Regions from separate parts of the Homo sapiens genome. Here region 2 is linked to region 1. Evidence: read pairs that join two places in POLR2A ChIA-PET (ENCODE). Cell type or tissue: PC-9. All regions are shown on one strand. Links, peaks and the distances in the headings refer to the core of each region. The heading gives the core; the rest is flanking DNA.

Evidence for each region. ChIA-PET counts read pairs that join two places held together with the same protein. Peaks named below come from ENCODE experiments on the same cell type or tissue, not always from the same donor. Only the 100,000 strongest peaks of a DNase experiment are listed, where the experiment ranks them.
Region 2: POLR2A ChIA-PET joins it to region 1 with 32 read pairs; 3 of 35 experiments call an interaction of 5 or more read pairs at or near these places.

What each region holds. Positions count from the first base shown.
Region 1 is chr1:23,198,720-23,215,095 of GRCh38, reverse strand. The region is part of intron 1 of HTR1D (5-hydroxytryptamine receptor 1D); the gene reads left to right. Among named protein-coding and RNA genes, the nearest start is that of HTR1D, 11 kb to the left of the region's middle. In PC-9, for the core only: a CTCF peak has its summit at 4,702; no DNase peak of the experiment used is centred there; H3K27ac peaks cover 1,728 bases.
Region 2 is chr1:23,114,587-23,130,962 of GRCh38, reverse strand. The region is part of intron 1 of LUZP1 (leucine zipper protein 1); the gene reads left to right. Among named protein-coding and RNA genes, the nearest start is that of LUZP1, 46 kb to the left of the region's middle. In PC-9, for the core only: no CTCF peak of the experiment used is centred there; a DNase peak (open chromatin) is centred at 8,422; H3K27ac peaks cover 828 bases.

The DNA of each region.
Region 1 (16,376 bases), core at 2,774-10,773:
CTGACTGTTTCTTCTCCCCAAAACACTCTCTTCTCTGGGCCCCTGTGACTTGACACTGTTACGTTGTTCCCTCATCTTTTTGCGGCTTCATTCTCCTTTCTACAGCCCTTAGATGCTCTGCTCCCCCAGGCCCTCTGCTCCTCTCCTAGTAGACACTCTCTCTGGGTGATCTCACCCACCCCATTGGCTTTAGTTATCACCTCTATGCACATGACTCATACATGTATGCCTCTAGCCCAGATCGCTCCTCAGGCTGTTGACCCACCTATTTATTTTCAGCCAGGCACTGTTCTAGGCTCTGGGGATATAGGGATGAGCTAGACAGGAGGTGTATGTTAGCAGGGCATGGGGCAGGTGGAGGGTGTGTGGGGAAAGATACGCAATAAACAAACAGGCAGAAAATATCAGATCAGGTTAAGTGCTAAAATTAGCATAAACCAGGGTGATGTGGTGGAGGAGGGGAGCTGCTTTATGTTGGCTGGTCAAGGTGTTGCCAAAGGGGTGATATTTAAGACGGGCAGCTGGTAGGAGATGAGGTCAGAGAGACGGCCGGGGTGGCAGCAGATCACGTAGGGCCTTGTAAGCCATGGGAGTTTTGAATTTTATTCAGAGTGAAGTGGGAGCTGTTGGAGAAATGTATTTATTTATGAATGAATGAATGAATGAATGATGACAGAGTCTGGCTTTGTCACCCAGGCTAGAGTGCAGCAGTGCACTCTGGGCTCACTGCAACTTCCACCTTTTGGGCTCAAGACATCCTTCCACCTCAGCCTCCAGAGTAGCTGGGACTACAGGCACGCACCATCATGCCCAGCTAATTTTTGTATTTTTTGTAGAGATGGGGTTTCGCCATGTTGCCCTGGCTGGTCTTGAACTCCTGAGCTCAAGTGATCCTCCTACCTCAGCCTCCCGAAGTGTTGGAATTACAGGCGTGAGCCATTGCACCCAGCCAAAAACTTTAAATGGAGAAGAGGAAATACTGATCTTTCTCCAGGGCCTACTTGAGCCTTACAAGAGAAGTTATTTCCTATTATTTGCCAGTCTACTGTGCTCTGAACACTGGAGTGGGAAGAAAATAGGTAAATCTTCAAGGAACTTCCAGCAGTAGGCAATGAGAGACACAAACAAACCTGGAGTCGGGAGAGGGCTTAAAGGAGAGAGATTTTGCACTCAGTTGTCCAGGGAAGACTTCCTGGAGGAGGTAGCTTTTGAAAAGGACCTCAGAAAGCAGAGAGAGGGGCTGGGTAGCGTGGCTCACACCTGTATCCCACCACTTTGGGAAGCCCAGGTGGGCAAACTGCTGGAGCCCAGGAGTTTGAGATTAGCCTGTGCAACATGATGAGACCCCATCTCTAAAAAACAAACAAAAAAAATTTAGAAAGCAGACAGGAGTACAACAGATATGTATGAAAGGGAATGGGAAAGATTGCTCTTCTAGGCAGATGGAACAGCCTGAACTAAGACATGAATGCCCCAAACATGTTTAGTGAAGACAAGGGAGAGAATACAGAATGTGTAGGGGAGTGAAAGGTCTGGCCTATTAAGAGAAAGACCCTAGACTTTGCCATTGATATGTGAGCCTCTGCTTCCTTATTGTTTTTGTTTTGTTTTGTTTTTAGACGGAGTCTGTCTCTGTCGCCCAGGCTGGAGTGCAATGGTGCGATTTCAGCTCACTGCAACCTCTGTCTCACAGGCTCAAGCGATTCTCCTGCCTCAGCCTCCCAAGTAGCTGGGACTATAGGCGCACACCACCACGCACAGCTAATTTTTGTGTTTTTAGTAGAGACGGGGTTTCACCATGTTGGCCAGGATGGTCTTGATCTGACCTCATGATCCGCCAGCCTCGACCTCCCAACCCTTATTGTTTTTATGAAATAACTGGTTAAGTGCTGGGGAAGAGAGTAAGGAAGAATTCAAAGCTTGGGCTAGGTGTGGAAGAACAGGATAAGGTCTGCTACAAAGGAGGCGCTGGCCAGATATGGTGGTTCACTCCTGTAATCCCAGCACTTTGGGAAGCTGAGGCAGGTGGATTACTTGAGGTCAGGAGTTCGAGACCAGCCTGGCCAACATGGTGAAACCCTGTCTCTACAAAAATACAGAAATTAGCTGGATGTGGTGGCATGCACCTGTAATCCCAGCTGCTTGGGAGGCTGAGGCAGGAGAATCGCTTGAACCCGGGAGGCAGAGGTTGCAGTGAGTGGAGATTGAGCCGCTGTGCTCCAGCCTAGACAACAGAGTGAGACTCCCGTCTTAAGAAAAAAAAAAAAAAGAGGCACTCAGGAGGGCTTGCTGTGAGTGAGGTGGCTTGAGTTTGGAGCCCCTGTGGGACATAAAGGAGGGATGACCAAAGGATATTTGGGGCCAGAGGTACAGAGAGAGGGGTCAAAGAAAGGTGAAACTGTCAGTATTCTTTTTTTATTCATTCTTTGAGTAAATCTCAGCATCTGTAAGTATTAAGCCTAAAATATATAGCTATGAACAAAGCCGTATCCCTGCCTTGGGAATGCACCATCTTATGGGGAGACAGACCACAGGCATTGGACTGCAGGATAATGAGATGTGTATTACAAATCCTAAACGCGAGGCACTGTGTTGGCACAGAGAGAGGCTGGCTCCACTTGGGCAGAAGGAGGAGGACAAGTTTCAGTAAAGAGGGGAGAGTTAAACTTGGTCTTGAGAGTGAAGTTGGAGCTGGATGGTAAGTGAGAGGGATGGGCACCCACACACAGGGCACTGGGCTTCATGGCATGAGTTGCCCCTTCCTTCCAGAATTCAAGTCCAGCAAGGAGACAGGGGTGGGGTAAGCAAGAGATTCCAGTCCAGGGGAGTCCAGTGTGATGTATACATTAGAAGACCAGTGGCGTGGAGAGAAGGGAAGTGATCAGGTCCCTCCCTAGTTACCAGGAAACTTCCCGAGAGGGTGGGGGAGATGAGCAGATAGAGGGAATAGCCTGCGCAGAGACTCAAGGAAGTGACAGAACTGCAGTGTTTTTGCAGCCAAAGGTCTCAGCCAAGAGGTGGGCTGGAGGTGGGGTCTTTTGTTCAGTCCAGGTGAATAGGAGGATGAGAGGAAATGACCGGGCTGTGTGATGTCTGGATAGGTAAACAATAGGAAATGTAGAAAAGGATTTGGGGCTGGGCATGATGATTCACAACTGTAATCTGGTACTTTGGGAGGCTGAGGCAGGAAGATCACTTGAACTTAGGAGTTCAAGATCAGCCTGGGCAACATAGGGAGACCCCATCTCTATAAAAAAATTTTTTTAAAATTTGCCAGGCATGATGGTGCACCTGCAGTTCTAGCAACTTGGGAGGCTGAGGCAGGAGGAAGGCTTGAGCTCAGGAGGTTGAGGCTGCAGTGAGCCATGATCATGCCACTGTACTCCAGCCTAGGCAACAGAGAGAGTGAGCCTGCCTAAAAATAAATAAATAAAAATACATACATACATACATACATACATACATACATACATACATACATACATAAAAAGGATTTGGAGTGTATTGCAGGGAAGAGTTCTCCAAGGTTCAATCCTGTGGAATAGGTATCATTGGACCCAGCTTCTCTTCACTTGCTAATTCCTTGTTTTTAACTCGGGACATGGTATGAAATTTCAGTTTCACTTGTTAATTTTATTTGTCCTCCCACGCTCAGCTTCAAAGCCACTTTCACAGTGAAACCTCAGGGTTGCAGCAGGCTACCTGTCCCCCTACTTTCCTTCCCATAGCTCCCTGCATGCCCCACTGTTATCCTCATCATATCTGTGGTCCTCATTGCAGGATCATTTCCCCAGGGCCATTGTAAGTCCTCCTAAGAGGAGAGTCCACATCTGCATTGCTCATGCCAACATGTGGTAGGCTTTAAGTATATTGTAGTTGAATAGATGAGGAAACAGAGAGGTTGAGTAACTTGCCTAAGGTCACAAAGCTAGAAAAACGGCTGAGCTGACACGTGAGTTCAGTCTACCTGACTCCATAGCTGTATCTAGCTCCAAAGCTTGTGCTCTGAATCACACCTGTATTGTGGCTCCCAAAAGAAAAAGCAGATGATGAATAGCAAGTTTGTATCCTGTAAACACTAACAAATTTGGTGTTTGGTTTCAAGAAAATGAATTCCTGTTGTTAGTACCTTGTTTATCCAGTCTAGAGAAGATAGCTTCTCCTCTGTCCTGGAAATATTCACTCCATCAGCTCAAAGTGTTCTCTGCGGACCCAGGTGTGCAGCATCTGGGGGAGAAGAGAAGAGAGAGGTTGGGCTCCAGTATAGGGGGGATGCAGTTCTAAAGGCTTCTTGCAAAGTATGGTCAGCCCTGCCAGTCGGCTCCCAGGATTACTCACCTGGTGTGGAAACTCAGATGAGAGCTGGGGGGGAGACTTGAAAATGCCAGAAGCATATAGTGTGAAATGGGCCTGAGAGCCTTCTCTCTTTCATCTCAAATTCCTGTTGCAAGCAGGAGCCAGTAGAAGGAGCGCTGGTGGGAGTCTGAAGACTTGGTCTCAGCCTGTAACACACTGTGTTACCTTGAGCAAGTGTCTTGCCCTCTCTGAGCCCAATTCCTGTCAGCATCATGAGGGAGTCGGACTAGATGATTCCTAAGAGTCCTTCCCATCTGACACCCTGATACCCTTCTGAAATCCCAGGGCTGACACTACTGCTACCCCTCACACAACCACCGTGTGGCAGGCATCACCTGAGAGCTTGTCAGAACTGCAGACCTGGCTGGGCGTGGTGGCTCACGCCTATAATCCCAGCATTTTGGGAGGTTGAGGCGAGTGAATCACTTGAGGCCAAGAGTTCGAGACCAGCCTGGCCAACATGGTGAAACCCTGTCTCTATTAAAACTACAAAAATTAGCCGGGCATGGTGGCACATACCTGTAGTCCCAGCTACTAAAGAAACAGAGGCAGGAGGATCACTTGAACCTGGGAGATTGCAGTGAGCCGAGATCACATCATTGCACTCCAGCCTAGGTGACAGAGTGAGACCCTGTCCCAAAACAAACAAGCAAACAAAACCCTGCAGACCCACAGAATCAGAATCCTCATTTTTAATAAGATCCCTAGGTAATGCATGTACACATTCAAGTGTGAGAAGCGCCCAGTCACCACTTCCTTCCCCTTCCTTTGGGTTGTGCCAAGCTGCCGTCACCAGGCCTGTCAGAGAGAGGGCCTGCTCAGGTGATAGTGATGGAGCCTGGCACATCACAGGTACCCAGTACAGATTTCTTGAATGTGTGGGGTAGGTATTTGTGGAAAGAAAGAAGTGGAATTGACTTTACCTGGCACCTTTTATGGATGGTGGAGCATGGAGTCGGGCAAGCCCAGATTCCAATCCTAGATCCACAGTGCCCTATCTCTGGGGTCTTAGGCAAGCCATTTCTCTGAGCCTCACTTTCCTCCCCTGGGAAGTGGGAATAATTGATAATAATAATAGGATTGACTACAGAGGGTTGCGGTCAGACTTAAATGAGTTAATACATGAGAAGCTTAGAACAGTGCCTGGCAGATAGTAAACTCTCAATAAATGTTGGCCACTACTTTACTACTGGGGCCATTATGACCCCTCCTCATCCCCATGCCCACATAGCGCCCTCCCCCCCTACTGTCCCAACCCCCTCCCTGGAAATGCAGTTCCCTGAGGACAGACTCCTGATGTGAGCCCTAGGGAGTAATATCACCTGTACTGAGAGCCACTGCTAGAGCAGGACTGACCAATAGAAATATAACAAGAGTGACAAATGTGATTTTTCAATTTAGGAAATTTCAAAGTAGCCACATTTTTAAAAAGTGAAACTAGGCTGAGTGCGGTAGCTCACGCCTGTAATCCCAGGCACTTTGGGAGGCCGAGGCGGACGGATCACCTGAGGTCAGGATTTGGAGACCAGCCTAGCCAACATGGTGAAACCCTGTCTCTACTAAAAATACAAAAATTAGCCAGGCATGCTGGTGGTGCGCACCTGTAATTTCAGCTACCCAGGAGGCTGAGGCAGGAGAATTGCTTGAACCAGAGAGGAAGAGGTTGCAGTCAGCTGAGATTGTGCCACTTCACTCCAGCCTGGGTGACAGAGCAAGACTGTCTCAAAAAAAAAAAAAAAAAAGTGAAAATTTTATATATTCTATTAACCTACTACACCCAAAATATTACCATTTCAACATGTAACTAATACATTTATTAGTGAGATATTTTATATTCTTTTTTTACATTCTTTTTTTGAACCAGGTACATCTCAGGGGCTACATTTCAAGTGCCCAATGGCCACACATGGCCAATAGTGGCTATTTTATTTCTGAACTTTGGCTCTCAATCCCAGCTGTGCCATATATTACCTGTGTGGCTGGGAGCCAGTCATTTTACCTCTCTGGACCTCAGTTTCTTCGTCTGTAAAATGGGTGCACTAATTCATTTCCCCCACCCCCAGTTAGTAATGATAGGAGCAGTTGGTGATTTTTCTTTTCTTTTCTTTTCTTTTGAGACACCATGCCTGGCTAATTTTTTTTTTCTTTCTTTCTTTTTTTTTTCTTTTGAGATGGGGTTTCGCTCTTGTTGCCCAGGCTAGAGTGCAATGGCATGATCTCGGCTCACTGCAACCTCCGCCTCCTGGGTTCAAGCGATTTTCCTGCCCCAGCCTCCCAAGTAGCTGGGATTACAGGCATGTGCCTCCATGCCCAGCTACTTTTGTATTTTTATTAGAGACAGGGTTTCACCATGTTGGTCAGGCTGGTCTCAAACTCCTGATCTCAGGTGTTCCACCCGCCTCGACCTCCCAAAGTGATGGGATTACAGGCGTGAGCCATCATGCCCAGCCACCTGGCTAATTTTTGTATTTTTTGTAGAGATGGGCTTTTGCCATGTTGCCCAGGCTGGTCTTGAACTCCTGGGCTCAAGCAATCTGCCCACCTCCATCTCCGAAAGTGCTGGGATTCAGGCATGAGCCACCGTGCCTGGCCAGATGGTAAGAATTTAAAACCTCTTTACCCACTTTCCCACAGCATGGGCGAATATAGTGAGTTGTTAACTTCAAAGGCTCTTGCAGGCCGGGTGCAGTGGCTCACGCCTATAATCCCAGCACTTTGGGAGGCCAAGGTGGGCGGATCACCTGAGGTCAAGAGTTCGAGACCAGCCTGACCAACATGGTGAAACCCTGTCTCTACTAAAAACATACAAAATTTAGCAAGGTGTGGTGGTGCATGGTGTAATCCCAGTTACTCAGGAGGCTAAGGCAGGAGAATTGCTTGACCCTGGTGGGCGGAGGTTGCAGTGAGCTGAGATCGCACCACTGTACTCCAGTCTTGGTGACAGAGCAAGACTCCGCCTCAAAAAAAAAAAAAAAAAAAAGAGGCTCTTGCCTTTTAACAGTGTGTTTGGTTGTTTGAGGTGGTCTCTTGCCTGTTGAAGACTTGTAGAGATCCAGTGCAAGGCTGAAAGCAGGAAGGCACTGGGGGCCTCTTATTTCCCTAAGCATTGCAAAGGCCTTGAAAACAGGTTTCACCTGTCTTTGACTTTTTTAAGGTAGCCAAATTGTCAGTGATGAAGATAACTAGGTATCATCCAGGCCAGTGGTTTTTCTTCTTGGTTTTACCTTAGAAGCACTTGAGAAGTTTTCAAAAATCAGTGCCTGGGCTCTGCCCCCTGGAGGGTGAGGCCTAGATATCTGTTGTTGTTTTTAACAGATTTTTTTTTTTTCTTGAGATGGAGTCTCATTCTGTTACCGAGGCTGGAGTGCAGTAGCACGATCTCAGCTCACTGCAACCTCTGCCTCCTGGGTTCAAGCGATTCTCCTGCCTCAGCCTCCTGACTAGCAGGGACTACAGGCACGTACCACCACACACCACACCCAGATAATTTTTGTATTTTTTTTTAGTAGAGACGGGGTTTCTCCATGTTGGCCAGCTGGTCTCGAACTCCTGACCTCAAGTGATCTGCCTGCCTTGGCCTCCCAATGTCCTGAGATTACAGATGTGAGCCACTGTGCCCGGCCTGACTTGTATTTTTAAAGCTCTTCAAGGTAGGTGATTCTGATGCTCACCAAGAGAATCTCTGATCTGGTCCAACTACCTCATTTTCAAGTTGGAGAAACTGAGGCTCGGAGGAGGAACTGACTTATCTTAGGTCACACAGAAAGTTCGCAGCAAAGCCAAGCTAAAGCCCAGGGCCTCTGCCTCTCAGGCGTGTGCTCTGTTCTCAGGGCCCATTCCCCACCAGTTCCTGGAGCCTTTCATAGACAGGTATGGATCCCTTGCTCTGGGCCAGGCGTCAGGGCTATAGGGGTGAATGAGACACTCAAGGAGCTCCTGTTACTGTGTCAGAGTCAGTCTAATATGGTGAGAGCTAGGGTGGCAGGCTCTCAGGAAAGGGGTACCTGAGCCAAGCCGGGCTTGGGGGGAGGTTAGGGAAGGCTTCCTGGGGAGACACCAGAGCCTAGCTCTGAAGGGTGACTTGGAATTAGGTAGCCAGGGGACTGAAGAAAGGACATTTTCCAGTCAGAGGACACAGCAGGGACAAAGGATCAGCAGGAAACAGCACCGGAGCCTGGGGTATGGCAGGAGGGTACTGGCAGAAGAACAGGCAGGTCTGTGCTGCTGGAGTATGCAGTTCACAGCCAGCTATGCTGGGAGATGGGGCTGGAGATGGAAGGAAACACCAGTTCATGAAGAGTCTCTTAAACCAAGCTGTGAAGCCTGGGCTTAATCCCAGGTGCAGTGGGAGCCACTGGAGGATTTTAAGGGAGTGACCTGGTCAGACTGTTAGTTGAAAGGAAGATTCTGGGCCCGGCGCGTTGGCTCACGCCCGTAATCCCAGCACTTTGGGAGGCCGAGGTGGGTGGATCACGAGGTCAGGAGATCGAAACCACGGTGAAACCCCGTCTCTACTAAAAATACAAAAAAATTAGCTGGGTATGGTGGTGGGCATCTGTAGTCCCAGCTACTCGGGAGGCTGAGGCAGGAGAATGGCGTGAACCCAGGAGGCGGAGCTTGCAGTGAGCCGAGATCGCACCACTGCACTGCAGCCTGGGTGACGGAACGAGACTCCATCTCAAAAAAAAAAGAAAGGAAGGAAGATTCTGGGTGGGATATGGTTAGAGAATGGAGAGGAGCCAGGGGTAGAGGCTGGGAGACCATTGAAGCCAAGAAGGATGGTTTCACTCTCCTGAAACAGAACAGTGGCAGTGGGAGTGGAGGGGGAGAGAAGAGTCAAGGCACAGTTAGGTGTGGGCAGTAGAATGGACAGAATCAAGTCATTCAATGAATGGAGAGGCCAGGTGCAGTGGCACACGCCTGTAATCCCAACACTTTGGGAGGCTGAGGAGGGTGGGTCACCTGAGGTCAGGAGTTCGAGACCAGCCTGACCAACTGATGAAACCCCATCTCTACTAAAAATACAAAACTAGCTGGACCTGGTGGCGCATGCCTGTAATCCCAGCTACTCGGGAGGCTGAGGCAGGAGAATCACTTGAACCCGGGAGGCGGAAGTTGCAATGAGCTAAGATAGCGCCATTGCACTCCAGCCTGGGCAACAAGAGTGAAACTGTCTCAAAAACAAAACAAAAACACACACTTAATGAATGAAGGGACTTTATCAATTGGCATTGCTGTGTAACAAGCTACCCTCAAACTCAGTGAATTAAAACAACAGCATTTATTACTACAAATCATGTATTTGGAGGTTGGCTGATTTAATCTGAACTTGGCTGAGTACTTTTTTTTCCCATAGGTTATTGGGGTACAGGTGGTATTTGGTTACATGAATAAGTTCTTTAGAGGTGATTCGTCAGATTTTGGTGCACCCATCACCTAAGCAGCACACACTGCACCCTATTCGTAGTCTTTTATCCCTTTCCCCCTCCCACCCTTCCCCCCAAGTCCCCGAAGTCCATTGTATCATTCTTATGCCTTTGCATCCTCATTGTTTAGTTCCCACATATCAGTGAGAACATACAATGTTTGGTTTTCCATTCCTGAGTTACTTCACTTAGAATATAATAGTCTCCAGTTTCATCCAGGTAGTTGCAAATGCTGTTAATTCAGTCCTTTTTATGACTGGATAGTATTCCATCATATAAATCACAGTTTCTTTATCTACTTGTTGATTGATGGGCATTTGGGTTGGTTCTATGATTTTGCAGTTGCGAATTGTGCTGCTATAAACATGCATGTGCAAGTATCTTTTTTGTATAATGACTTCTTTTCCTCTGGATAGATACCCTTGGCTGGGCATTTCTGCTGATCTTAGCTGGGCTCGCACATGTGTCTGCTGGTTGTGTGAGAGGCTCTGTTCTAGGCCGGGTTTGGCTGGAACAGCTCTGCTCCACGTCCTTGTCTCTCCCTGCAGGGACCAGTGCGCATAGCCCAGGGATGGCAATGACAGAGTGCAAGCAGAAACATGCACAGCCTCTAGAGGACTACATTTGGCACTGGCTTACTGTCACTTCTGCCTCATTCTGTTGGCCATAGCGAGTCCATGCTGAACCCAGAATCAAGGGACAAAAAAAATACTCCTTTTGATGGGGGCAGGGAGAGGTGGCACAGGGCAGTAGAAGCATTGAGCTGAGCTGAGAGGGACACTAAACTGCCATGTGATCTTGGGCAAGTCACCTACCTGTCACTCATGTGACAGTCATGTGACATTGGTGCTGTTATTGTTCGCATTTTCCACATGAAAAAAATGAGTGTGGCCGGGCATGGTGGCTCATGCCTGTAATCCCAGCACTTTGGGAGGCCGAGGCGGGTGGATCACGAGGTCAGGAGATCGAGACCATCCTGGCTAACACGGTGAAACCCCGTCTCTACTAAAAAATACAAAAATTATCCAGGCGTGGTGGCCAGTGCCTGTAGTCCCAGCTACTCGGGAGGCTGAGGCAGGAGAATGGCGTGAACCTGGGAGGCGGAGCTTGCAGTGAGCCGAGATTGTGCCACTGCACTCCAGCCTGGGTGACAGAGTGAGACTCCGTCTCAAAAAAAAAAAAAGAGACTGGGTAACTTATAAAGAAAGAGGCTGAATTGACTCACAGTTCCACATGGCTGCGGAGGCCTCACAATCATGGTGAAAGGCGAAGGAGGAGCAAAGTCATGTCTTACATGGCAGTAGGCAAGCGCTAATTTTTTTTAACATTTTTTTCTAGAGACGGTCTCCCTGTATTGCCCAGGCTGATCTCAAACTCCTAACCTCAAGCAGTCCTTCTGCCTTGGCCTCCCAAAGTGCTGGGATTATAGGTATGAGCCACTGTGCCTGGCCCCGTTCTACTGTAGATGTTTGTTTAGGTAGTTTGCAATTTGGGGTTGTTATGAATAGTGCTGCTGTGAACAATTCTTGCATGTATCTTTTGGTGGACGTACACACATGTTTTTCTTGGATGTACAGCTAGGAATGGAAGTACTGGGCTGGAAGTTTGGTGACTTTTTATTTTCTATGTTTCACAGAGGTTTTTGTTTGTTTGTTTTAAGACAGGGGCTCACTCTGTTGCCCAGGCTAGAGTGCAGTGGTACCATCATAGCTCACTGTAACCTCAAACTCTTGGGCTCAAGCAGTTCTCCCACCTCAGCCTCCCAAGTAGCTAAGACTACAGATGCATGCCACCATGCCTGGCTAATTGTTAAATATTTTGGAGAGATGAGGTCTCGCTATGTTGCTCATGCTGGTCTCAAACTCCTGGCCTCAAGTGATCTCACTTCATCCTCCCAAAGCACTGGGATTACAGGCGTGAGCCACCATGCCCTGCTCATTTTCCAGATTTTATGATTAGAGAAACTGAGGTGCAAGACTGATTTGCTTACACCTCAAGACAGTGATTAGATTTTAAAACTGGCACTCAGATACAGGTAGAAAGAGAGAGCATGAGATGGGGGAGATGCATACACGTACACACACACCCATACCCATGTTAAAACTTTCCAGATTTGGCCGGGCGCGGTGGCTGATGCCTGTAATCCCAGCACTTTGGGAAGCCGAGGTGGGGGATCACCTGAGGTCAGTAGTTCGAGACCAGCCTGGCCAACATTGTGAAACCCCATCCCTACTAAAAATAAAAAAATTAGCCAGGCGTGGTGGCCGGCTACTCCGGAGGCTGAGACAGGAGAATCGCCTGAACCTGGGAGGCGGAGGTAGCATTGAGCCGAGATTGCCCCACTGCACACCAGCCTTGGTGACAGAGTGAGACTCTGTCTCAAAAAAAAAAGAAGAAAGAAACTTTCCAGATTCTTCCCACATGTATTCTATCCAATCCTCATTATATCTCTGGGAGGTAGACTTGATACCCTGATTTTTGCAGAGGAGAAAACTGAGGCTGTAGGAGGTCCCATGCAGGAGAGAGAATGAGATGAAATAACACCTGTGGGTGCATTTTGTAAAATATAAAGCCCTGTCCTGATTTGTGCAGAGTGATTTCTCCATCCAGAGCTCACTCATCTGTGTACACAGCTTCTACAGAAAGAACAGCCACAAATTACTGTGTGGGGGATGTATTCTACTGCAACAAATCTTTTTATCACAGAGCCTTATTTTTTTCTTCCAAAAAGATGAGACTGGCTTCTAAGGACACATTAAACCCATACATCCTTTTTGTTCCTGGCAAGGTTTTATGACTCACTTAGTTAAAGAGCCCTCAGAAAGTGGAGGCAACAGATCTTCCTGCAGGCTGAATGAGCCCTGGATAGGAAGCTTTTGTAAGAGGCCAGCTTTTGCTTTTGTAAGAGGCCAGCTTTTGCTGGCCAGGTGCGGTGGCTCATGCATGTAACCCCAGCACTTTGGGAGGCTCAGACGGGCAGATCCCTTGAGGCCAGGAGTACGAAACCAGCCTGGCCAACATGGTGAAACCCCCTACTAAAAATAGAAAAATTAGTCGGTTGTGGTGGTGCATGCCTGTAATCTCAGCTACACAGGAGGCTGAGGCAGGAGAATAGGTTGAACCTGGGAGGCAAAGGTTGCAGTGAGCTGAGATTGGGTCACTACACTCCAGCCTGGGCAACAGAGTGAGACTCTGTCTCAAAAAACAAACAAACAAACAAAACAACAACAACAACAACAAAAAACCACGAAAAATAAAACAAAAATTAAAAAAACACCTGCTGTGTGCCAGCCACTGTGCTAGGCATGTTCTCCCTACTTCATTGAAGCCGCATCACAATTCTGGGTGAAAGATGTCATTATCCCAATTTACAGATGAGGAAGAAGGGCCCAGGAGGTGAAAGGACTTGGACCCCACAGTAGGGATTGGTTGGTGGGAAGGAACCAAAAGTCCCCTGTCTTGGCTGGGCACAGTGGCTCAGCCTCTAATCCCAGCACTTTGGGAGGCTGAGGCAGGAGGATCACTTGAGCCCAGGAGTTCCATACCAGCCTGGGCAACACAGGAAGACCCCATCTCTACAAAAAAATATTGAAAATTTGCTGGGCATGGTGGCTTGTGTCTGTAGTCCCAGCTACTTGGAGGGCTGAGGTGGAAGGATCACTTGAACCTGGGAGATCGAGGCTGCAGTGAGAGCCATGATCATGCCACTGCACTCCAACCTGGACAACAGAGGAAGTCCCTGCCTCTTAAAATGAAAAAGAAGAAGAAGAAAGTTCCTTGTCTTACTACCATTTCTCAGAGGCTGCTGTGTCCGTGTAAACTGGCTCAGCTGGGAAAACATGAGTTGGTACAAATGAGGTTTCCTGGATAGAAGGTCGCTCATGGACATACAGGGATGGGAAGGAGTATTCCCTGGCCTGGAAGCCTCCTTCATTCTCCTCTCCCAGGACAGGTGGTTCCTCTCCCTCAGCTTCTTTCTCTGCTCCATTCTCCTGCCCCTCTCTACAGACCTGCTTTTTGTTTACCTTTGGCTTTTCTATTCCCCCAAAACCTTCCTTGGCTTTGGTAAAGGCTGCAGCCTGACTCCAGCCTCAGGACCCTTGGCCTGCAGATTTATCTTCCCCCATCTTCTATCCAGCCCAGCTCCCCATGGTCTCCATTCTAAATTCCCAAGAGAGAATCTGATTGGCTCATTTTGGGTCACATGTCCACCCTGGTCCAATCAGCTGTGATCAAAAGTGGTCTCTGGAACAGGCTGGGATTGGGTCATAAGTCTGTCTGTCTGCTTTTCTCTTTCCACCCCTCTTCAGAGATGCCAGAGCTGGGAGAGGCATGGTGTGGCTGGAGTCCATGTGATCTGGACTTCAGGGGAGATGCTGTGGCCTGGAGGTGGAGGTGGGGGCCGAGAAAGGTCCTTGCTTCTGCTGCTGCTGTCATGGCCCCTGGGAAAATGGGTGGGCAGGGAGGAAGCTCCTTGGTATGTCTGGGTTTCTGACAATGGCAGACATCTCTCACCAAAACGGGCAGTGATACTTTGTTTCTGGTGAGGGAAGTGATGTTGTTGCCTGGAGACCTGAATTTGGTTGGATGCACCATAGAGAACCAGAGAAGTCACATTTGTGGTCACCATTTTATTACAAGGCCAGGCACGGTGGCTCAGGTCTATAATCCCAACAGTTTGGGAGGCCAAGGTGAAAGGATCACTTGAGGCCAGGAATTTGAGACCAGCCTGGGCGACACAGGGAGACCCTATCCATAAATAAATAAATAAATAAACAAACAAAAAGAAACCATTGACTATATTGAGCGTTTGGTTTCCATGATATTGACAGTTCTCCCCAAACTCCTGTGAGATTTGGATTATCATCTCCATCACTGAGGCTGTGCAGGCTCAGAGAGGTGAAGTGATTTGCCCAGTGGCCACAGCAAGAAAGCGAAGCAGTAGGAATTGGGAGCTGAGAATGCCTGCTCTTAGCCACTGTATTCCTTCTTTGTTAGCATCATGACAATTGTTCAGGACTCCACTGTTTACAACACAACACATACATGATCTTGCTGGCGCTACTCAATACTCCTTTCGGACAGCAGAGCCAGGCTTTTGTTCCCATTTCACCAAGGAAGTAACTAAGGGTCAAAGAGACTGTGCTTTGCCCATGGTTACCCAGCTGGTCAGTGGCAGAGCTGGGACCAGAGTGCAGATCTTCTGCACTAAAAATTATCAATAGGTATTAATGTATCAATATATTATTGCTGGTGATAGGGTTCTTTTTCATAATATACAAAATAGATTGAGAAAAATTACATATACTACCGAGCACGGTGGCTCATGCCTGTAATCCCAGCACTTTGGGAGGCTGAGGTGGGCAGATCACCTGAGGTCAGGAACTCAACACCAGCCTGGCCAACATGGTGAAACCCCATCTTTACTAAAAATACAAAGATTAGCCAGGCATGGTGGTACGTGCTTGTAGTCCCAGCTACTCAGGAGGCTGAGGTGGGAGGATCACTTGAACCCGGAAGGCGGAGGCTGCAGTGAGCGAAGATTTGCATCACTGCATTCCAGGCTGGGTGACAGAGGAAGACTCCTTCCCCGCCAAGAAAAAGAAAGAAAGAAAGAAAAATCACAAATACATCATTCCCTACAAAGCAGTACAAACACACACACACGAATAACAATTAATATTAATGTACTCACCACCTACTTAAAAAATACAACATCAGGCTGGGCATGGTGGCTGATGCCTATAATCCCAACTTTGGGAGGCCAAGTTGGGAGGATCACTTGAGCCCAGAAGTTCAAGGCTGCAGTGAGCTATGACTGTGCCACTATATCTGGGTGACAGAGCAAGACCCTCTCTCTAAAAAAAAAAAAAAAAAAAAAAAAAAAAAAAAAAAAAAGACCACACATGGCGGCTCACACCTGTAATCCCAGCACTTTAGAAGGCCAAGGTGGGAGAATTGCTTGAGTCCAGGAGTTTGAAGACAAGCCTGGACAACATAGGGAGACCCCACCTCTACAAAAAAATTTAAAAATCACTTGGGAGTGGTAGTGTGTATCTGTGGTCCCAGCTACTCAGGAGGCTGAGGTGGGAGGATCACTTAAGCCCAGGAGGTCAAGACTGCAGTGAGCTGTGATCATGCCCCTGCACTCCAGCCTAGGTGACAGAGTGAGACCCTTTCTCAAAAAGGCCCGGCATGGTGGCTCACGCCTATAATCCCAGCACTTTGGGAGGCCAAGGCAGGCTGGCCAACATGGCGAAACCCCATCTCTACTAAAAAAAAATACAAAAATTAGCCGGGCATGGTGGTACACACCTGTAATCCCAGCTACTTGGGATGCTGAGGCAGGAGAATCGCTTAAACCTGGGAGGTGGAGGTTGCAGTGAGCCGAGATCGTGAAAAGAACATAATTGAAACTTTTAAAACCCTTTATGATTATATTCCTTCTTCCTTTTCCCTCCAGGAGTAACCACTATCCTGAATTTTATATTTATAATTTCTTTGCTTTTCCTTATGGTTTTGCCACATATATTTATCTCCCTAACAGTTTGTTTCTTCTTGCGTGTTTTTGACTTTGGCACTCTGCCTTGTTTG
Region 2 (16,376 bases), core at 5,058-13,057, 86 kb after region 1:
TACAGGTGTGAGCCACTGTGCCCAACCCCCAGGTAGAAAGACCTTAAGGTGGAAATGAGCTGGCTGACGTGAGGACCCAGGAGGCCAATGTATGTATATGGAACATTGAGTGAGAGGTCTCAGAGAGAATGGTAGAATATGATAGGAGATGAAGTAGGAGGGGTGGCAATAACCAGATTCTGTAGAGTTTTATTTTAAGTGATAGGAAACCATTGATGAATACAAATAGTACTCCATAAAACAATGGAAGGATTCAGACCATTGATAAGGGCTTAATTTCAAGAAACTATTAATTTGGGGACTGAGCATGGTGGTTCACGCCTGAAATCCCAGCACTTTGCCAGGCTGAGGTGGGAGGATTGCTTGAGCCTAGGAATTCAAGACCATACTGGGCTATATAGTGAGACCCCATCTCTAAAAAAAAAAAAAAAAAAAAAGATAACTGTTAACTTGGTGGATCCTAAGGATAACCCCGCCTCTCTTTCCCTCTTTTATTTTTTTCTTAAACAGATCTCTATTGAATAACCATTATATTCATAATATTGTACAGGTAAAAATACAAAGAAATGACAGTTCTGCACCTTCAAGGAGTTTTGTGTTTTACTTGGAGTATTATGACATAAACACATACACAAATGTTTATGCATGTCCTGTATAAAAGAACAGTACATCTATCATAGTAATATATGCTTATATACCGAATGTCAGTAGGTTATCAACAAAGGTAGAGTTAAAAAATAGTGAATGTGGAAAGGTTCCACTGAAGAGAGATTAGCATTGAATTTCTTGAATAGATTTGATGAGATGGAAAGGGTATTCCAGGCAGGGAAAATGTCTGGGCAAAGTTATAACATGAAGTAATTTGTCTTCAGGAAATGAGTGGATCAGTCTGTCCATAGAAGGAAAAAAGATAACCTCCAGCTTGCCAGGGCTTTGAGTGATGCATTAAGGAATTTAGACTAATCTGTAGTTATTGTGGATAACCCTTTATACATCTTACTTATGTGTTAGTCACCTGTATTCTAAATCTGCTTATTTATTTATAATATTTATAATATTGTCTGCTAAGTGCACATGTATTCTTTGAAACTCAGCCCTGGCAGATATACAATGCCATTGTGATTCTGGCACATGGTACGTATATAAATATAGATACAGATGCAGAAAATGAATGAACTGGGGAGGAAAATCTTTTAAGTGATCTTATTTCCTTAGGAAAATTTGATGGGATGGAATTTGTTTCTCTAGTAGGAGTGGAATAGTTGGAGGATTTTGTTGCGAGATGGATTGGAGGAAATGTTGAATTATAAGAAGGCTATGTGCATGTTAAAATGTGTTGCAAGATTCTGAAGTTCATTGTCTTATTTATTTATTTATTTTGAGACGGAGTTTTTGTTCTTATTGCTCAAGGTGGAGTGCAGTGGCATGATCTTGGTTCACCGCAACCTCCGCCTCCCCGGTTCAAGCAATTCTCCTGCCTCAGCCTCCCAAGTAGCTGGGATTACAGGCATGCGCCTCCACGCCTGGGTAATTTTGTATTTTTAGTAGAGACAGTGTTTCTCCATGTTGGTCAGGCTGGTCTCGAACTCCTGACCTCAGGTGATCTGCCTGCCTTGGCCTCCCAAAGTGCTGGGATTACAGGTGTGAGCCACCGCGCCTGGCCTCATTGCCATCTTTATAATCTGGGTTTTGATAAGGCAATGGTCATTAATTTTTGAGGGCTGAAAATAAGAGAATGGTGAGTCTAATGATGAGATTGTCCTATCTTGATCATTATTTAAAATATGCCCCACCACATACACACAATCCCAGTAGCTTCTAAACAGTCTCTTATCTACCCAGATCCACTGGCTTTAAAAATATTTTATCATTTCATATCAGTCTCAGCAATGTCATCGATAAATGCACTTTGTGACATTCATTAGGAGTGATGCTATAGCCTTTAAAGATTGTTGCATATTTTCTGTTTATTTTCTCTTTAGCTTAGGAAAGACTAATCAATATATAGGCTTATGCTGTTAATGTTTATTGGCTCCGCCTAAGAAGCACAGCTTTTATAGCTGGAAGAAATAATCTGGAATATTTTTTATCAGTATTACAGATCTGACATCTAATGTTCTGAATAGATAAGTGCCTTAGCATGAAAGGAGGGAATTATTATCTAGTTATAGAACCCAGTGTCCCTCCCCCACAATGAGGCCAGGGTTATAATCCTTCTAAAAGTGAAACAATATATTGAGGTCTGTATCCCAGTTCTCTGCTATTGGAGACTTAATAGTGCCAATTGGAGACATAGCACTTAGACATATAAAAAGGTTAGTAATGGGTAAGCCACATCCTTTCTTTCTTAAGGATAAACTAATTTGAGTTTAAGATGTTTACCTTATAATGCTCCAAATATAATGGGGTTTTAATAATGCTGGCCTTAGAGGCTTTTATTCTGTCTTCAAGGCTCAATTAACACTAATAATTAATATTGTATAACACTTTACATTTATGAAGTGTTTTTATAAGCATTAACACATTTGAACTTTAGAGCATGATTGTTAGATGGGGAGGCAAGTACATTTATCTCTTTTAGCTGAAACTTATTAATAAATTCAGATTTTACTTCACATCCATGTCTTAGTACACTAAGCTATGCTGCTTTTTATGATTTCACTTGCTTTATATCCAAATTCCCATAGTAATGAATTATGTTATGATGGATTCCATTTTGGAATAAACCCAGTTTGTTTTTTTTTTAACTGAGAAACTTGTATTTTCCACTTTTTTAAAAATTAAAAGGGAGTTGAATGAACTTAAGTTTTTTCTTTTTTCTTTTTTTCTTTTTGGGACAGAGTCTCGCTCTGTCACCAGGCTGGAGTGCAGCGGCGTGATCTCGGCCCACTGCAACCTCCGCCTCCCAGGTTCAAGCGATTCTCCTGCCTCAGCCTCCCGAGTAGCTGGGATTACAGGCACGTGCCACCACACCCAGCTAATTTTCGTATTTTTAGTTGAGACAGGGTTTCACCATGTTGGTCAGGCTGGTCTCGAACTCCTGACCTCTTGGTCCACCTGCCTCGGCCTCCCAAAGTACTGGGATTACAAGCATGAGCCACCACGCCCGGCCACTTTTTTTCTTTTTAAAACTAAAATTGGGCCTGGTGCGGTGGCTCACGCCTGTAATTCCAGCATTTTGGGAGGCCGAGGTGGGCGGATTACGAGGTCAGGAGATCAAGACCATCCTGGCTAACATGGAGAAACCCCGTCTCTACTAAAAATGCAAAAAATTAGCTGGGCTTGGAGGCGGGCGCTTGTAGTCCCAGCTACTTGGGAGGCTGAGGCAGGAGAATGGCGTGAACCCGGGAGTCGGAGCTTGCAGTGAACTGAGATTGTGCCACTGCACTCCAGCCTGGGCCACAGAGCGAGACTCCGTCTCAAAACAAAACAAAACAAAACAAAAAACAAAACTAAAATTGGAGCTGAAGAATTTGATCCTAGACAGATCCTTGAGTTTGAATTAAATTATCCTTTTTAACTCTCATGGATTCAGTAAATATCAAATGTTTTCTGTGTGCCAGGCTTAGTGCAGAGGGTGGAAGGTGGTGGGAGAAGCCTTAAGAATTAAACTAATACAGTGAAAAAAACCAAGAATTTAAAGTCAGGTAGACCTGAATTCAAATCCCAGCCCTGCTAATTAGTTATTAGTTGCAAATTGCTAAGTGCCTTGGAGCTTCAATTTTGTAATCTCTAAAATGAGAATAATAACTCTTATAGAATTATTTTGAGGAATAGGGTGATGTATATAAAGCACTTAGTAATGTGTGCTTTATAAGACATTACTGCCCATAGACCAATGAATAGACAAAAATGTATGGTGAGAGTTACTGAGTCTTGACAGGAAGCGTTTGGCTGACCTAATGCAGAATAGAGCGAAGTGATTTTGACTGCCAATATACAGTGTGCTGCTTTTGTTGAAACTTGTAGCTCTCACACTGGTATTTGCCAACATTACATTTGACTTCTCACATAGTAAAAGACAACTCATTCCTGTGGAGTTTAAGGCATGTGGAAACATCTATCTGTAGGCTAGACATTTAAACTTCTGTTGTAGTTCAGTTGCGGGAGAAATTGCACATTACCATAGAGTAGTGAAAGTCAGGTAGCAGAGAGCCTCTCTGGGCTGGTACCTATATTCACTTTCCTGAATTCTGTAAACATCAAAAGCAAGAATGGCCATCCAGGATGAAAGGTACAGCTGACAGTATGGTCAATAAACTGAACAGGGTGTAAGACTAAGAACTTATTTTGTTTTCTAAAATGGTGCCTTCTTCGTATTTAAACTTCTGTGGAGCATCTGTCATATGCCAGGTACTGTTCTGGGTTCTAGGAATATAGTGGTAGTGGTGGGGAAGCCCCTTTTCTAATAGAGCTTACATTCAGTGAGAGAGAGTGTAAGTAAATATAAAATATAATGAATCTCAGGAAATACTGAGAACCATGAAGAGAAGTAAAACAGGAGAAGCAAGTATGTTGGGTCTCACTATGTTGCTCAGGCTGGCCCCAAACTCCTGGGCTCAGCTGATCCTCCTGCCTTATCCTCCCAATGTACTGGGATTACAAGCATGACCTCTGCACCCGGCCTTGCTTGTTTTAAAATAGGATCTAAAATAGGAGCCAACATAGTGTGTTTTAGTCACTATTTAGAAGGGCCCTTTATATGAGTTGAGAGAGCACTGACTTCAGAAGTTGCTTTAGGAGGTAGAAGGGAGGGGAGTGGGTCTGGTACAGTTAAAAATTGGCCTGCATGCCATCCTTGGAACACATATTTTACTGTGGGTTATACCATTCCAGAAGACGTATATTTATGTGTCCAGGAGACCTAATGATCGCCCTCCCATACACACTTCACAGTATTTTAAAAAGTATAGTCTGTGGACTATCTGTATCAGAATGCACAGTCTGTGGGCTCTGTAACAGATCCACTTAATCAGAAGATTTGAAAATGGTACCGAGGAATCTGTAATTTTAACAAGTACCCAGGTAATTGTATATCCATATGAAGTGTTGAAAATTACTGTTTGTAACCTTGTCGATAGAAATAATCTTCAACCCAGTCTTAGTAGGCAGGCAGGCAGGCAGGCAGGCAAGTACTTGCTTATTTAAGATTCGTTACTTTTCATAATTGACATTGGAGCTTGCATTTCCTTTTGCATTGATTTAACTTCTGGCTTTAATCTCTGATATACTGTGTCCTCCATGTTAAGATGTGTCGATGAGACAGCAGAAAATGAAACCTTTGTCCTCTTTCCTTACATTATTTTGTGTTTTCACTATTAGCCACATCCCTGGGAAGAGGCAGCCTCTGAATGGAGAATGCTGAATTGGCTGTATAGACTGATGTGCTTTAGTAAAAAGCTTGCTCACACTCAACACTTTTTTCCGTGTTTATTGAAAATTCTAGTTATTTACCTGTTACTAAGAGTTTATTTTTCATAGATCTTTAAATGTCTAACATGCACTTAAAATGAAAGAGAAAAACAAAGAGAATAGGATATTGAGAAAGTATATGATTTACTTCATAGTAAGACACTAAATACTTGATATCAAGGTAGGGGATAGAAAAAAAATCAGCAATGGCAAATTTAAACCATCTGCAGATGGTCCAGCTAGATCCTTACAGGGGTCGCAGCCATCATTTTAGTGGGCATACTTTTGAAGAAAGTATGCACTGTTTTCTCCATTTTAATTTTAACGATGCCACTGATACTGTCGGGTTGTAAGCATATCTGCTAGGACTCATGCGTAGGACTAGGCCAGCAGATACCCAAGCATATCTGCCAGCTTCCAGGGAGGGCTATTGAGGACAGGGTTTTCTAACTTCCTTGGAATTTCCACTTCCTAGTAGTATGATTTGAGTCCCTCTCTCAGCTCTGTATGATGGGAAAATCTGCAATTCAAGCTTGATTTATTTGGCTTAAATGATGGGGCAAACCTCCAAACCTGGGCAAGCTCAACACTTTCGTACCTTGCCTTTTTTTTACTGTCATGGCTCCTGTCAAGGTTAGGTCATTTAGAGTTTGAAAGGGCATTAGAATGAACGAAAGTCTGTAGGTTTCATTTTACTGTTAAAGAAACCAAGAGTCAGAAAAGTGAACTTATTTTCCTTGAAGTCTAGATACTAGAATATGAAGTCAGGTGATGTGGATTCCTTCAGTGGAGCCATCTAGTTGAGTAATCTTTTAAAAAAATGTACCTCCTTGCCCCAAAATGATGTTAATCTTTCTGTTTAAGGGTTCTTGTAGTCTTTCCATTCTAGTAGTCGATTGTTTTTGACTTCACCTGTGTAGTGGTTGGGAGGCACCATTAAGGCATGAGTGATAATTGTATCTTGCTTCTTAGTAAAATTATGAAATATTTAAGAGAAAAACTCTTGAAATTAAGGCATATGGAGGAGGAATAACTCTCCCTGAGTCACACCACAAAGCAACAGAGGAGAATTCACAGAGAGTTGGTTTCTTTGCTTGGTACCATATGTTTACTTTCTTTTGCCTACCCTGTCCTTAGCCACTTGACTCCCTTAAAGTCAGTCTTGTGAAGAGGTATGGTGTGGCAGAAGATACCAGAGTTGGGAGTCTGGCCACTTAGGTCCTAGGTCCAGCTTTGCTTCAAGACTCCGTTTCCTCTCTTTGGGCTTTATTTTCCCCATCTTTAAAATGAAAGGCTAGACTAGATTATTGCACCCTAAGTATCTTTCCAGCTCTGATATTCTTTGATTTCACGAATCTTGGAAGGTTCTAATGCTGTTTGATGAAGGGCTGCAGCTTTCCATTTGCTCTTGCTCACAGCATGATTCTGCATTGAAACTTTACCATGGTGTGTACCTTGGGTGGTCTTAGGGCAAAAATTTTTTTTTTCAGGAGGAATTTTTCTGAGAGTGTAGATTATATAGATAAGCCAATTTTTGTTTTCTTTTTCTTCAGTGCTCTAAGACATCTGAATGTTTTTGTTTTTTTAAAGAGAGATGGTGAAAGGTTAAAAATAAGAATGAGAAAAGACTACTTTGAAAGTTGGATCTTTAGAAAGTACATTAATGAGTATCCCAAGTGACTACTCTTGGGAATAATCAAGAATAGCAAATGTCTTAGGTCTATATAGGGTGGCTTAGCATTGTGGCATTTTCCTGGTGCTGTTGCAAAGCACAGAGATGTTCAAAGTCTATGGTTAATTTTTGACCTTGGAAAGGAAATGCTGGCTTACCTCAGGGCCTGAGAGCAGGGAGAGCTACTGAGGACAGGGTTTTCTAGCTTCCTTGGAATTTCCACTTCCTAGTAGTAGGATTTGAGTCCTTCTCTCAGCTCTGTATGACCAGAAAGTCTGCAATTCAATCTTGATTTATTTGGCTTAAATGATGGGAGTTTGTTTAACCCTGAAAAATGTCACTTCAACCTTGAGATAGCCTAATGATGCTTTTTTTTTTTTTTTTTTGGAGACAAAGTCTCACTCTGTTGCCCAGGCTGGAGTGCAGTGGTGTGATCTTGGCCCACTGCAACCTCCGCCTCCCGGGTTCAAGTGATTCTTCTGCCTCAGCCTCCTGAGTAGCTGGGACTACAGGCATGCACCACCACGCCTGGTTAATTTTTGTATTTTTAGTAGAGACGGGGTTTCACTGTGTTGGTCAGGCTGATCTCGAACTCCTGACCTCGGGATCCCCCCGCCTCGGCCTCCCAAAGTGCTGGGATTACAGGGGTGAGCCACCGCGCCCGGCCAGCCTAATGATTCTTATAGGATACTAAAGCTATTTGGACATGAGTCTGTCTCTAGAACACGCTTGATGGCTTTGTTCTAAAGTGATAAAGTATAGTCTAGCTCTATACTAGACACCATTTGTCCTTATGCTGTATTCTTCTAGGTAGGTGAGGCTCCTTCTATTCCTGCCTGAATGAAAAGCATTTAGCTGACTTCCCGAGCATGCTGCATCTTGTCCTTCAGTTTTTCTTTGTTTTTCATTATTCTTTGCTGAAGCTCAGCATGTCTTCCAGTTGTGGTTCTACACAAGGCAGGAGCCATAGAAGTTCTGCACGATTGCTTATTAGAAAAGAAACGTTAAAAGCATGAGTTAGGAAAGGAGTTTAGGTCTTTTACTGTGTTCATAGCATTAGGATGAAGAGTTGGGAAGATGGGGGAGGTGTGGAGACTTGGATCCAATAAGACTAAGAAGGATTTGAGGAAATGGAACTTTGGGTTGCTGGCAGGGCAGAAATACTTGAAGAACACTCCCGTTTTAATAAGTTATTTTTAGTTTGCAGAAAAAGAGTAGTTTCTTCAGTGTCCTGGAATCTTGTAGTTGTGTTTGTAACCTAAACTAATCGGCTTAGCCTGTGCCAGAAAAGTGTCAGGTGGCATGCTCATTTCCTTCTAACTTTTAGTACTGCCTGGCTTAACTGCTGTAGTTCTGTGACTAGGCTTCAGGGCGTTGGTAATGGGGACTAACTGGGGGAAGGGGCAAGCTGCTGCTGGTTGCATGCTGCTGGTCTGAGCAGAGAGAACCCTCGTGCTAAGTCACTGCCCTAATGCATTCACTCTGGCTGTACATATAATGTGGTGCTTGAATCCAGAGTGTTCACTTGTGGTACCCTAAGTATGACTTTGAGTGGAACTACCTTAGAATCTTATTTTTCCAATTAACTTGACAGTCTCTAGTCATTTCTTTTGGCTCTTGTCCTGGATATTTTATTCTGCCTTAAGTGGTTTTTAATGGATTTTAAGCTCTCAGTTATCATTCATTCAGCACAACTTTATTGAGTGCCCACTCAAATGTATGCCTGGCACCATTGTAGGTGTTAAGTGTCTTTTGGTGTTTCTTTATTAGAAACTGTTGATTTTATAAATGTTACTCAGTTGAAGAATGTCAATTACTTAAAGTCTTTTTAAAATTAATTAATTAATTAATTAATTTATTTATTTTTAAGACAGACTCTTGCTCTGTCACCCAGGCTGGAGTGCAGTGGTATGATCTCAGCTCACTGCAACCTTTGCCTCCTGGGTTCAAGCAATTCTCCTGCCTCAGCCTCCTGAGTAACTGAGATTACAGGCGTGCGCCACCACACCCAGTTAATTTTTGTATTTTTAGTAGAGGGGGGGTTTCACCATGTTGGCCAGGCTGGTCTCAAACTCCTGACCTCAGGTGATCCACCTGCCTTGGCCTCCCAAAGTGCTGAGATTACAGGCGTGAGCCACCATGCCCAGACTACTTTTTAATGTTTGAGGCAGGGTCTTGCTCTGTCATCTGGAGTGCAGTGACTTGATCTCGGCTCACTGCAGCCTTGACCTCTGGGGCTTAAGCTATCCTCCCACTTCAGCCTCCCAAGTAGCTGGGACCACAGGTGTGTGCCACTACGCCTGACTAATTTTGTTTTATTTTTTATAGAGACAAGGTCTTACTATGTTGCCCAGGCTAGTCTTGAACTCCTGGCCTCAAGTGATCCTTCTGTCTTGGTCTCCCAAGTGCTGGGATTACAGGCATGAACCACTGTGCCTAGCCTATGTATTTTAATTTTTAAATTTGGATAAGACTTTATATAAATTTCTAGGCCAGAAAAACCAATTTTGGTTTGGGTACTATATGGTCATTGTACAGGAACAGATGTAAATTAACTAGAAGATGTGATCTCTGCTCTTGAGGCATTTAGAATGGTATGGAGAAAACAATAGGCAGTACAAATTATTGAAGAAGTACAAAAACTATTACAGACTAAATTAGCTGTATATAACTACCTACCTAAGTGCCAAGGGGCTGTTTGGTCAGTAGGGTTTACAGCTCCCCATTGGAGCAGGTTTTCCCCTTATTTTTTTAGCTTTGTTTATAAAGATATAAGCCAGCAGCTTATAAATGTGGTTGTTTGTAATCTTGGGGATTTTTCTCCCTGGGCTGGTCTTATTTTTTGCTTAAGACATAATAAAATACTCTGGGTAACTGATTTTTATGGAGACGAGAAAAACTTAAGAGGTAGTCAGCTCAGTAAAGCAATAGCAGATAGTGGTCTGATCCACCTCGTTTGTAGAGGCCAGGGGAGTGGAGATGGTGGTGTTCTTGTTTCTGCCTCTTTTGGGCACTGAAGCAAGAGAGGCTAAATATGAAAGCCCTCCTTTAGTTGATATCAGCTTGCCTTAGGTTAGCAAAGTATTTAAAATATGAGCCTCAATTTCTTCAACATATAAAATGAATTTGATAATATCCTTATGGGGTCATTATTAAGGATTGAGAGTATGGATGTGAAAGTGCTTTGAACTATGAAATAATGTATAAGCATTAGGTATTATTGTCAGGCGTAGTGGCTCATGCCTGTAATCCTAGCACTTTGGGAGGTCGAGAGAAGAGGATCGTTTGAGGCCAGGAGTTCAAGACCAGCCTGGGCAACATAGCAAGACCCTGTCTCTACAAAAAAATAAAAATAAAAAAAATTAGCTGGGCATTTTGGTGCACAGATACTTGGGAGGCTGAGGTGGGAGGGTCTCTTGAGCCCAGGAGCTTAAGGCTGCATTAAGCCATGATTGCACCATTGCACTCCTGCCTGGGTGACAGAGAGACCTGTCTCCATATATATATGTTTATTTATTTATTAGGAGGTATATTATTTAGAGCGTAGGAGGCATGCACTTCTGAGGCCCTTGTCAGGATATCTTCTAGGGATCCTGAATTTCAGATGATTCTGGGCATTCAATAATTGGACTTCCTAGGCTGGTGCCGTGTCTCATGTCTATAATTCCAGCATTTTGGGAGGCTGAGGTGGGTGAATTGCTCGAGCTCTGGAGTTTGAGACCAGCCTGGGCAACATGGTGAAACCCCATCTCTACAAAACTTACAAAACTTAGCTTGTTGTGGTGACACATCCCTGTAGTCCCAGCTACTCTGGGAGCTGAGCGGGGAGGATTTGCTTGAGTCCAGGGGGTTGAGACTGCAGGAAGCCACGATTGCTCCACCGCACTCCAGCTTCGGTGACAGAGCACGACTCTGTCTTTAAAAAAAAAAAAAACTACCAACAAAAAACAAAACCTGGACTTGAGCTGGTGATAATAAGAAAAATACTTTTATTTAATGTTATTTGAAAGGGTTGTACATGAGGGAGATGAATTATTCTTTCTTATAAGTTTATATAAGTCCATTTATACATAAGAGTCTTCGTAAGTATAGGCACTTATAATTTTCAGTAGTTTGGCCATTGAACATTTACTGAACTGTTACTGTGTGCCACGTTCTATGCACATGCTTGGATTCAGAGATGAAATACATAATTCTGGCCTTTCAGGAGCTCGGGGTTTGGTACAGGAGAGTAACAAGTAGACAATTATAATACAGAATGATAAGTGCTATACTAGAGATAAACCTAGGGTTTTTCAGAAGGGCTTATTCTTACTTGATTCCTCTCAACATCCTCTCCAGACTTTGTTTAAAAGTTGTAAGAGATATCTTAATGAGGCCTGGAGAAATGAAGCAGTTTGCCTAAGGTCACACCCATAGCTTGTTATTTTTAAAGCTAAAACTAAGATCTGAGTTGTCATACTTGCTTTCACTTTCAGTTATGTCCTAGCTAATCAGGAGGCTGAGGCAGGAGGATTGCTCGAGCCCAGGAGTTCGAGGTTATAGTGAGCTGTGATTGTGCCACTTCACCGTAGCCTGGGCAACAGAGTGATACCCTGTCTCAAAAAAAAAAAAAAAAAAAAAAAAAGAGCTAGTCACATCAGGTCGTTAAAAAAAATGTTGACTGTTTATTTCACACTGTACCAGGCCAATGGCAGTACAAAAGAATAAGGTGGTCTATAATTATGGTGTAGTAGGGATAGTAAGTATAAAAAAATGAGAAATTAGCATCAAGTCAATTCAACTAATACTTTTGTGAAGCTCCACGTTAATTGCTACGGGGAATATAAAACAACATAGGACAACCTACCTGTGGCTTTTTCTTTAGGAGATGGTGTCAGATAAACCTGTAATGCAAAGTAGACTAAGAAAATTGCTCAAGTAGAGATACAGACAAAGTGCATTGGGAACATAGGCCCAAGAATCTTAGAATATTAGAACCAAAAGGACAGGTAGAGGTGATCAGTTCTAGTGGTCTTTAGTTACCATTTTGGAGACATGGAGCCCATTTGGTTAGAGAAATTTGAGGAACCTTGCAAAAATCAGGGAATCAAGTGAAATTAGGATGACAATATAAAATTTTCAGCTGCCAGGAAGAAGAGGACTTGAACTGGAAATAGGCAGCCTTGGATCACAGAAATAGAGTATTGTAGAACTGAGGCCTTTTTAAAGTAAAACCTAACACCTAAACTGGCCAAAGGTAGACCCACTGTACCTATGACAATAACCATGTTTTATTGTGTACAAAGTACTTTCACATACATTCTTCTGTTTGGTCCTTATAATCTTGTAGTCAAGACACATTGTCATTTCTGTGTTACAAATGAGGAAACTATTCTAGTAAGTTGGAGAGACAAGAGTAGAACTCAGGATTCTACTGCCCATTGTACTACCTGGTGTGTGAATGTGAGTGAGTTTTAATTTTAATTTTAATTTTTTTTTGAGATGGAGTCTTGCTCTCTTGCCCAGGCTGAAGTGCAGTGGTGTGATCTCAGTTCACTGAAACCTCCGCCTCCCGGGTTCAAGCAATTCTCGTTGCCTCAGCCTCCTGAGTAGCTGGGACTACAGATGTGTGCCACCATGCCTAGCTAATTTTTGTGTTTAGAGATGGGGTTGCACCATGTTGATCAGGCTGGTCTCGAACTCCTGACCTCAAGTGATCCACCCACTTTGGCCTCCCACAGTGCTGGGATTACAGGCGCAAGCCACCATGACTGTTTGTTTTTATTTATTATTTATTATTATTTTTTGAGATGGAGTCTCGCTCTGTCGCCCAGGGTGGAGTGCAGTGGCGCAATCTCAGCTCGTTGCAGCCTCCACCTCCCGGGTTCAAGCAAGTCTCCTGCCTCAGCCTCCTGATTAGCTGGGACTACAGGCGTACGCCACCACGCCTGGCTAATTTTTGTATTTTTAGTAGAGACAGGGTTTCACCATGTTTGCCAGGTTGGTCTCGAACTCCTGACTTCGTGATCTGCCCGCCTCGGCCTCCCAAAGCGCTGGGATTACAGCCGTGAGCCACTGTGCCCAGCCTCCTGTTTGTTTTTAATAATGTAGACTTTGACGTGAGACATGTTGGCAAGTGTGACTTAGTAAAAGAAGGAGATAGACATAGTTATAGCTACAAGAAGGAACTTAGGGCTTAGGGGTGGGAGGCAGAACTGGCACAGAGCCTGATTATTCTGACTTGGGCATCTTCCTTGCCCTTTTGGATGCTGCCTTATTATACCTCTGGCCCCACCCATCCACCTCTCTTAGTACTTATTTAAAATTATTTCTGCTGTAACTGGGCAAGTTACTTTCTCAAGGTGTTCCCCCCCCCCGCCCCCCCCCCCAGGGCTTCCTGATTGTGGGGGGGGGGGGGGGAGAGAGAGAGAGAGAGAGAGAGGAAAAAAAAAAAGAATGTGTACAGTGATGAAAAGAAAATTGAATTAATATGTGTAGGGTATATTTTCGTTCAGGCATTATGTGCTTAGGCATTTAATGTATATTTTTATATAATCCTTACAACAGTCCCATGAAGTTTAGATGTAATCTCTATATACAGTTGTGGAAACTGAGGTTGTGAAGTTTAATCACTTAAAGTAATATGTGACTGAATTAGAATAGAACCCAGATAATCTGACTTTCAATCCCATGTGTGGTTTTCCCTTATAGCATGTTGCCAGGGCAGCAGGCAGGATGGAGAGAGAGTGTGGAATAGAGACAAAGGGAAATTCCCTAGAAGCAATAAAATGGAAATAAACTTGTTACAGGGGGTAGAAATAATAGTGACCCTGTAAAATATGCCTTCAAATTAAAATAGCAGCAGAAAACCTTTTTCACTCAGGCTCTCTAATAGGTACAGCTTAGTATTCTTCTTCTGATACCACCAAGTATATAGAAGGGCATTTTAATCTTCCATTTTAAGAGATGAGATACACTTCTCCTAAGGGAGATGAGATGCATGTAAAACAAAAAACTTCTAGATTGATGCTCTGGGCACTTAACAGTCAGTACAAGGGAAGTCACATTCTCTGAGTTGAGTGTGAAGGTAAAAAGATTCGAAACCTTTGGGTGACTTGCACCTCCTAAGACTTGCAGCTCGTACATGTGACAGACAGTGCTAGGATAGTACCCTCATTAAACAAAAATAACAACAAAACTGATCCTCAACTCTACATTTTCCTTATCACTTTCACACAGGCAAACTTTTCTTTCTTTTCTTTTCTTTTCCTTTTCTTTTCTCTTTTTTCTTCTCTTTGCCTTTTTTTTTTTTAACAGTCCAGTGGTCTTTTACTTTTTTACACCTTCTGATTTGGCCAACTTTCTTTCATTCATTTATTTATTTGGAGGCAGGGTCTTGCTCTGTCACCCAGCAGTGATGAAACCATAGTTTACTGTAACCTTGAACACGTGGGCTCAAGCAATTCTCCCGTCTCAGCTTACTGAGTAGCTAGGACTACAGGCATATACCACCATGCCTGGCCAATGAAACAGTGTCTCACTCTGTCCAGGCTGGAGTATAGTGGCTCCACTCACTGCAGCCTCAGTCTCCTAGATCAAGTGATCCTCCCACTTCAGCCACCCGAGTAGCTGGGACTACAGGCATACGCCACCACACCTGGCTAATTTTTAAATTGTTTTAAGAGACAAGGTCTCACTATGTTGCCCAGGCTGGTCTCGATCTCCTGAGCTCAAGTGATCCTCCCATCTCAGCCTCCCAAAGTGCTGGGATTGTAGGCGTGAGTCACTGCACCTGGCCTGGTTTTATTTTTGGAGAGATGGGGTCTTGCTATGTTGCCCAGGCTGGTCTCAAACTCCTGGGCTCGAGTGATCCTCCTGCCTCAGCTTCCCAAAATGTTGGAATTACAGGCTTTAGGCACTGTGCTTGGCCTTGGCCAACTTTCTCTCCGTAGGTGAATAACAATTTTAGATGTGATTCTGTTGCTAAACTTCACAAACATGGGCAAGGAAGCCTAGTCTCAATTGTAGACCACTGGTTAGAAAAGGAAACAGCAGGGCCGGGCGTGGTGGTTCACGCCTGTAATCCCAGCACTTTGGGAGGCTGAGGTGGGTGGATTACTTGAGGTCAGGAGTTTGAGAACCAGCCTGGCCAACATGGTGAAACCCCATCTCTACTAAAAATACAAAAATTAGCTGGGCGTGGTGGCATGCACCGGTAATCCCAGCTACTCGGGAGGCTGAGACAGGAGAATCGCTTGAACCCGGGAGGCGGAGGTTGCAGTGAGCCGAGATCGTGCCACTGCACTCCAGCCTGGGCAACAGAGCGAGACTTTGTCTCCAAAAAAAAAGAGGAAGTAGCAGAGCCGGTTCTTTGAGTGCCAGCTTTCAAATAGATACATTAATCTCAACCTAGTTTTATCAATTATTTATTAATAAGCACTCCCAAAGTGCACAAAAGTTCTTAAGTTCTTTCTAATTCTGATCTTGTTTATACTCTTCTTTGGTAAGGTTTCTTTGGCAAGGTGAAAAATAACCTGACACATAGAGATGGGATTGCTGGATTCTAGTTTTGTTTGTCTGTTACTAGCTTCCTAAAAAGGTCTCAGAAGTCCCTTTGTTTGCTCATCTGTCATATGAGATAAGAGTATTTGCCTTCTCATCCTAAAGGTTACGTAGATTTAAAAAGTTATTCTGGGAGAATTAGAAGCACTTTCAGTTGAAAGACATTATTTTACAGCAGTCCTCTATCATAGATAGGTACTGAAATATCTATTATTGATGCGATTTAAGTATTAATGGCAAGACTTATAGAAAATTATTAAAAAAGTTTGAATAATTTATATAACATGAGGTACTCCAATTAATCAAATGGTATGCCTCTACTTAGATCTTTTCGGACCTGTTTATAGTTTCTACAAGGGCAAATGGAGATAGCATGGTTAAGGATGTCATTCATAGTGTTATTGGAAAGGACAATAGTATATCATTGTTAAATATCATTTAGTCTGGCCTTTTTGTTTGACTGATGAAGCTGAGACCCAGAAAGTGTAAAAGACACATCTGAGGTCCAACAATGTCTGTGGTAGAACTAGAGGCCGCCACCCGGGTTTCTCACTCCCCATCCAAGTTTCTCTACACTTAGAGGGTGCGTTGTCTTACTCTCAGTTTCCCGCTTTAGTCAGAAAAGATCACTGGCTCTGGATTCTCTTCATTCCTTCTTGTTGGCAAGTGGGGTTGGGAGGAGGGAAGTGAGCAAAAGGCAGGCCTTAAAGAAATTGACATGTCTTCTGCAGCTTATGTTTTTTCTTCC